2 separate regions of the Homo sapiens genome follow, and region 1 is linked to region 2. Evidence: read pairs that join two places in POLR2A ChIA-PET (ENCODE). Cell type or tissue: A673. All regions are shown on one strand.

Region 1 (4,000 bases), 200 kb before region 2:
TTTTCATGCACCTTTTCTTGCTCCTATAGAAGCCTGTAAAAAGGGATCATTACATCAGGGGGAAAAATGGTTTTGGTAGAAAGAAAACTGTTATTTTCATAAACTGAAGCACAGATAGTTTTGTTAATAACATGACTGTTATTTGAAACTTTCTTGTTTCCAGCCAGATCATTCTGTAATTTTTAAAGATACCCTTGACTTGAAAAGAAAATGTAATTTTTATAGAGAGAGCTTTGGTTTTTTTTTGTTCCATGTTTAAAATGTGCTCTCATGTGTTCCAGGTTAAAAATGTGCTCTCATAAAGACCATGGTGAGTCATCCAAGCTACTGTAAGCTGCTTGGGGACCTAAAGATCACATTTAAAGATCCCACAGAAAAGAAAATGCATTAGAGATTGGTTACTAATTTTTATTGCAGTGGGTGGTGACTCAGGGATGAAACCTTCAAAATAATATAATAAAACAATTTGAGATAAGGTACAGGACAGAAAATACTACCTTTTTTTCCCTTAAAAAACCACTACTACCATAACTTACTGTATTTTGGTTATTAAAATTGGGATAATTTGGCCCAAGATGTCATTTTATCAGCTCTGTGGTGTTAGGAAGGTGCCTGAATTTGAACTGAGGGAGTTTCTCTAAATTTGTGGTAATCTATGGAAGATCATTCTAGTTGCCAAATGGAAGTCTCTCTGGAGGCGGCCTCCCTCAAAAGTTGTCAGTGTATTTGCTTCTGTTAGTTTTGCCTGTGAGCTATTTCCAGGCTTTAAAAATGAACAAGATTGACTCATAATTACTCTTTCATCACTTCATTGGTAGCTGATACAGTGAACACAGGTTGGACTTAATATAATCATGGCTACTCCAGTCAGTGAGTGAATGTGCTGCTGCTGTCGGCAAGAGTTGTGAATGTTGGTTGGGCATGGAAGGTATCTCTGCTGGGAGGGAATTACAGTCATCCAGCTTCTTGGTCCCAGAGGCATATGTTGTTGTTTTGAGGTGGTTGGGGATGAATAAGTGGTTGGTTTGTACCTTTGGAGTGTAAAAAATGCTAGGCTCACTTTAAACAGTAGCGTGGTTTGACCACAGGTCAGTTTAGAAAATCTGAGCTTATATGGGCACTTGTGCCAAGGGTAAGAATCTTTGAGTTCTCCTGCAGGATCCTTTTAGGTTTTTCCTATTTGGAAACCCCACTATATCTAGCCAACTTTGTCATGTGGTCCGGAGGCCCATTTACTTAATCTACTTGGTACTGACATACTCGGATTTTAGAAAATGTTTTTTAGTGTTATTCTCAGTTGGGAATAGAGTTAAAGGGAAAAGTGTTTCATGTTGAATCTCTTGATAGGAACATATAAGTTAAAATGATTGTAACTTTCCAATTAGGTAGATAATTAGAGGCATTGCAAGACTGTTCTAAGTATCCTTAATATCTTTTATCTAAGTATCAGCTAGTTTTTTTTTTATTCTAGGTGATAGCATATTTTATTTGTCAAGATCCCCTTTTCCCAGTTAGAGATCCACAGTCCCTTATCTGCAGTTTTGAAATCCAAAAAGATCTCAACCACAGTTAACTTCAGCATGAAGTATTTTGATGGCTAAATCTGATCTTATCTGAAGGGAGGCCATTGACATTCTCTATTTTCCTAGTTCCTGTGTGGTTGCCAGTAGCTGATTTGTAGCGTGTGACATATATACCTATATACTATGTTTCCTTTCTAAAATCTGAAAAACTGAGTTCTAAAACCCACCTGGCCCCATGGATTTTAGAAAAGGTATTATGGAGATCTGTCTCTCTCTCTCTCCTCCTCCTCTCCCTCGTTCCTTCACCCCCCACCCCAGGGATTGTTTTCAACTCACAGTAAGAACTTTTTGTTCTCAAAAGTCTCAACTAGAGACTTCATCATTTTAAATACAGAAAAAAAAATTGTGGTGGACTTGTTTATATAAAGCAAATTCTTCTTGGAATATAAGCTTTTCAGGCTGAGTTTTATTCTTTGAGTAGTCCACCCAATACATTGATTTAGGGAATCAAGATCTGTTTTGAGGAGAGAGAAGCTTTCTCATCTTTTGGGCCAAGGAGTGTGCTGATATTTCTCTGGTCAGTTAAAGCATGCAGAGAAATTTTCAGGGTAAAAATCAGGAGTGTAGAATTCTTTTCATTTGGTCCCCATTTTGTATATATAAGAAGCATTATATGATCTCTACCATAAGGAAGCCTCAGCCCTGACCATACTTTTTTGAATTTTTACTGAGAGCAAACAGTTAAGAAAATCCTAATCATCTTCAAGAAGAAAAAGTAGAGCCAAGATACTTTGCTGTAGGGAACAGACAAAATCAGTCTTTGGTAAACTTTATTCTTTCCTTTTATATTGGTGAAAAGTTTTCATAGATTAGTAGCATGATGCTTATTCCTGAAATATACTCATTACAGGCATCTTAATTAAAAACAGGTTATGATTCTGTTGAGTGTAAAATTTTCCTCAGGAGCTTGTTATTGGCTCAGACCCACTACTGTTTAATATAAACTAAGAAAGTAGTAATGAAGTGTGTAATAAACTAGTTTGCTGTAGTCTGTTTTGAGAGGTAGACCAGTAAGCCATTGACTTTTCTGGTGGCTTTGCAAGCCTGTTGCTTGTACTGTTGCTAGTGTTATTGTCTTAAGAACCATGATACAATGTTGAATAATTAAATCCACTTAAAGTTTGTAGGGGTTTGAGATGCTGTACTGCAGGAACACAAAACATGCCATAGTGCCAGGGTCTCTCTTGCCTTCATATTTGTATAATCCCTCTTCTCAAGCTTAGGAACAGTGCCTGTAGCGAGCAGACTCTATTCTCACTGAGTTTGACTCTGGAGACTTGCCAAATAAGTTATAATAGCAGTAGGACTTTGTCCACTGAATGATTGGGAGAAGGGGAGGAATCTTATTGTTTTAAAACAAAATCAGTGATGATAAGAGTGCTTCATAAATATTTACTCATATGCTATTTACTTCATAACTCTTGTAGGAAGTTGGTAACTGTTCATTTTACAGAGGAAATAGAGAAATCAACAGTGAAATACATTTGCCTGTGGTTTCTTATTGCCCCTCAGAAGTAGCAAACTCTAATCAGTTGTAGTTGCACCTGCACTGATACCAATCTACAAGAGCATGGTTTGTCTTGAGGAGGAATTTAGTATCTCTAGAAATCTTTGAAATTTGTTATAATAAGAAGTCTTATCTGAAGCCAAGGTGACAAGAAGAAAAAAAGAAGTCTTAAATGGGGTACTGTTGATATTCTCCAAAAGTGCTTCAAGATTTATTTATTTAATTATTATTATTATTATTATTTTGGGAGACAGAGTGTGGCTCTGTCGCCCAGGCTGGAGTGCAATGGTGCAATCTCAGCTCACTGCAACCTTTGCCTTCCGGGTTCAAGCGATTTTTGTGCCTCAGCCTTCCAAGTAGCTGGGATTACAGGCACCTGCCACCACACTTATTTTTGTAATTTTTGGTAGAGACAGGGTTTCACTGTGTTGGCCAGGCTGTTCTTTAATTCTGCCCACCTTGGCCTCCCAAAGTGCTGGGATTATAGGTGTGAGCTACTGTGCCTGGCCGATTTATTTTTATTAAGGAGAAAACAGTATAATTAAAAGCCTCCATAAAATAGTTAATTAAGGACTTTATTTTTAGTATTTCAAGACATTAAATATAAATAGCTACAACCTCAGATAGCTTTATAAAAGTGTAATTCTTTTTTTGTGTGGTCTTATTGTTAAGCTGTCTTTAGACTTTGTGAGTTGGGAAGAATATGAAATTTGATAGTTGGAAGATATTGGAATATTCACAGCTACCATTTAGTTGAGGTCAGAGAAAAGAATGGTTACTTCATAGTATGGAAAATTTTTATTATTTCCCCTTTTTCAAAGATTTAGTGTTTAGTTATAAAAACAAGTTAAAGTGGATGGAAAATATTTATTCCAAAAGTAGTTTAAAAATGTTATCAAACATACAGAAG
Region 2 (4,000 bases):
CAAAATTGGTAAGTCATGGAATTGGGATTTAAACTAAATTTTATCTGACTCCAGAGCTCACCTCCTCACCTTTCTATATTATTTTTTATTTAATTCTGTATTCATAGTAGTTAAAAAGCAAGGGTTCCATTTTCTGTTTTGCTTTTCAGAGCGTTATTGTCAGACATACTGTTAATAAGATATTTCCTGTGTCTTTGGGGGCAAAAGGTTCAAACGTAGGTGCTTTCACTTAGGACTGAATTTGGAATCAAAAAAGAGAAAATGTCTTCTGGTGGTCGCACAAGGTAAACCTGGTGGTTAACAGCTTTGAATGCTGTTTAATTCTGCCTGTTGCTTTGATGAGACCAGTCACTGCTCTTTATGTTTTTTCCATTTCTGGTGAATGGGTGTAATCTGCATTATTTTGAGCTTTAACCGAGCTATTGCATGGAAAGCTCAACCTATGTGTTAGTTACTTCAGAAAATTGTTTGGAGAGGTTTTATGATCTTTTTATTATGTTGTTTGGGGGATGGGTGGGTAACATTGTACCATTTTTCAAATGGTGGTGTTACTCTGTTTAGAAAGCAAGCAAATTTTAAGTCCAATATTACTGTTTTTACTTACTAATGCTTCTGTAAACCAAAGGAATGGTTGTCTTTGTATCCTCATAAAAGCAATCACTCATCATCAATTTTAAATGACCACTTATAACAATAAGTATATCTCATTATGCTTTTCCTGCTGTACTTTTGGAACTGGCACATTTGATCTCTGTTCATCCCTACATGATACTCTGAAGATGACTAGACAGAGCCTTTAAAGTTATGTCAGGCCACAAAGGGAGATTATAAATGAGGAGAAACTTCAAGGTCCTCTCTAATCGTTCTACAGATTAATAAATTGAACTCATTGTTATAATTTCATCTGATAAAGGCTAAACAACAAATAGTAAGAACCTGAAGTAGAATCTGAGTCTTCTGATTTGGGTCTGATGTCTTCTTCTAGTCTAAGATTTGGAAAAGAAGTTAGGTATGCATTTTAAAGTGAATGGTGTATAATAAACCACCAGTGAGTTTATCTTGTCAGCTTTCTCTTTGTGGAATCATGATATCGTCCAGCCTGGCATGGTGGCATGTACCTGTAGTCCCAGCTACTTGGGAGGCTGAGGTGGGAGAATCACCTGAGCCCGGGAATTCCAGGTAGTAGTGAGCTAAAATTGTGCCACTACACTCCGGTTTGGGTGACAGAGCAAGCCCCCTCACTAAAACAAACAAAACAGTGTATAATAATAATAATATCTTATTTTGACTAATCACTAGATTTCTTTCCCAAAGGGAATCTCTGTTGTAGTGGGCGTATTTTCATCAAATGTGTACATTTTTTTCTTTTAGACTGTAGAATATGTAATCACTATTAGCCTTTTGTGCAAAGTGTAGTATTTATATCTACAAGTAAATACTTATGTATCCAGCATCCTAATCTGAAATGTGAAATAATTAGATTTTCTATATGTTGTTTTTGAGAGAGATCAAATAAACATATTGGCAGCAAAAATTAATCACCCAAGTCAACTTTCAGGGTTGTCAAAGGGTCAATTCAGATTCAGCTACGTGTGTTACACTGGTTTCCACATGATTTCTGGCTCTGATGATTGATGTTCCTAATGGAATCTAAGGACCTTTAAGGTGCCGAATTGCCCTCTGAATTATCAAAGAAATCTACTGGTTAAACACGTGTGTGCCCATTCTTGTCCCACCAAGGATTTGAGTTTGCTGGTTTGCTTTTTTTAAGAATGAAACCTATTTTTCCTGATTTTTCTTTTTAAATTGTGTCATCTGTACATGGCATATAGTCAATCAGTTATTCATAATACTAAGTTATCCAAGATATCCCTGCCTACATCCTCTCTGAGTAAAAGGAGCTGACAAGAGCTCTGTGGATGCTACCTAACAGATCATGGAGCTCTGCCTATGTCTAATTATAGCAATGTTTGCTGAAAATTGTTCTATTTATCTTCTCTTGTAATTATGCACTATACAGAGTCACCCCTCACACACCAGGAGAATGTGAGGAAAACAAAGCCAGTGACTCTACATTTAAATTTTTTTCATGGTCACCTAATTTTTATTTGCAATTCAGTTTTAGCTAGGTTATTTTAGAAGGATGCAAAGCCTTTTTATCCTTCATACAAGATTACCAACTACCATTTTTACTTTCATCCTCCTTTGTTTCATACTATTGTTTAACAGTTGTTTTGTGTAGGATACAAGCCTTGCATGCCAACTTTGATGTGGCAGAATGAATCATGTTACCATTGATCTGAGCCTGAACAGAATAGCCATCTTCAAATAGGAAGAAGTTTCTAGCTTCAGGTTGTTTTAGCACTGCGTGCCTTGCTTAGCCTGCCGTGTAAAGTCAGTTGCCTCACTCGAAACAACCCTGTATTAATATGCACAACATGACCATTTTCAGTAGAAGGTTATTAGAATGCTAGTTTGTATCCTCTAGTGAATGAAATGATGTGTGATTATGAAGTCATCAGGCATGGACCAGTAAGACTCCAGAGAGCCTGCCCCCTCCGAGGTCCTCAGGGTGCCATTGATTGGTGGCCATGTGTTTGTGCCCGATAGACTGTGAAATGGTGTGTTGCTACACGGCTGTGTTGCACCTGCGCCCCACCGAGGTGATTGATTGGTTTGGTCATGTGGAATGTTCCCATCTGGTCTGCAGTAATGTGTTTTTTTTTTTTTTTCCCATCTGTGAATAGCAAGTGCTGGCTGAATAGTTACAGCAAACAGTTTCAGAAGCTAAATAATCCTTTTCCTCTAAGAACAAATTGGGATATGAAGGAGTTTGTTTTTGCTTACCTTGCCTTTTGTAAAGGTAGTCATTCTCCATCAGGTTCCTACTCCTTCTGTCTAGGATGTTATGTGCTTTTCTCTTTTTACCTATTTTTACCTCCTCTTCATAATAGATTACGCTTTCTGTATTTCTAATTTGTGCAAGTTTAAAGCAAAATCTGTTCTTTTTTGCTGTTTGTTGTTTTGATATGCCACTTGAAGTGATTTGCAATTTTTTAAAAGATAGTTTCTGTGATCATAATTGGATTATCAGAGTACTGATGTATTTTTAAGCTTTCACTTAACCTCACAAGAGTGGTGGTTTATTTATTGAAAACTACTGATGTTGCAGTTTAAATGTCAAGAAATTATTTATTAGGTTCTTTTTTTAAAAGATTCTATAGTTATATTGGGCGGTCTTGTTTGATATTTCTTAATCTTAGTCCTTTTTCATAATTGATCTATTCATTCCACCTAATGACTAATTACATATCAGAGCACATCATCAACCACATTCATCATAGTAGAATGTAATAATCAATGACATTTCAACAAAGGAAAAAATAAATATGCAAATAAGGCCTCATTAACATTTGCATGAGTTGTTTGAATAATCACGTTGCTGACAAGGCTGTAATTAACAGAAATTGATGCTGAGTTCAGTATTTGATAGTGTGTTTTCTCAGCATTTTATTGTTGTCACTGCGGGGGCTGAAATGAAGTTCTGCTCTACTTGTACCTTGACTGGAATTTGATGTGCAGGGCTGTGCCAGGTACGAAAGGCTTCTGGGAGCCCTTGATTCATCTGTGACCTACACTTAATGCATATAAAGATTCTTTATTTAAATTGCCTTATTTTTTTAATGAAGCACCATTAGATTTTAGCAATTATGAGACAACTGTAGAAAGAAAACAAACATGAAAATTCAAATCATTCATTATTTTGCCAGAAATGGCTTATATGAATCAGATACAATTAAGACTTCAAGATTTAAATTTGCTCATACCATGGAAAACTGATGCCATTAATTTTTTTTTTCCTCTCTCTTAAATCTTGCCCAGTGGATCACTGTCAAGAGGTTGGAGCTTACTGTAATTGAAAATCACTTGCTTAGGGAAAAAAATCTAATTATAAAATGTACAGTTTGAGGGTTTTTGTGTTTTTTTTTTTTTGAATAGC

Evidence for each region. Peaks named below come from ENCODE experiments on the same cell type or tissue, not always from the same donor. Only the 100,000 strongest peaks of a DNase experiment are listed, where the experiment ranks them.
Region 1: POLR2A ChIA-PET joins it to region 2 with 9 read pairs; 3 of 35 experiments call an interaction of 5 or more read pairs at or near these places.

What each region holds. Positions count from the first base shown.
Region 1 is chr15:56,929,250-56,933,249 of GRCh38, forward strand. The region is part of intron 3 of TCF12 (transcription factor 12); the gene reads left to right. Among named protein-coding and RNA genes, the nearest start is that of TCF12, 13 kb to the left of the region's middle. In A673, no CTCF peak of the experiment used is centred here; no DNase peak of the experiment used is centred here; H3K27ac peaks cover 891 bases.
Region 2 is chr15:57,130,908-57,134,907 of GRCh38, forward strand. All of the region lies in intron 5 of TCF12 (transcription factor 12), which reads left to right. Among named protein-coding and RNA genes, the nearest start is that of SNORD13D, 150 kb to the right of the region's middle. RefSeq lists enhancers at 2,139-2,853, 2,923-3,847. In A673, no CTCF peak of the experiment used is centred here; no DNase peak of the experiment used is centred here; H3K4me3 peaks cover 333 bases.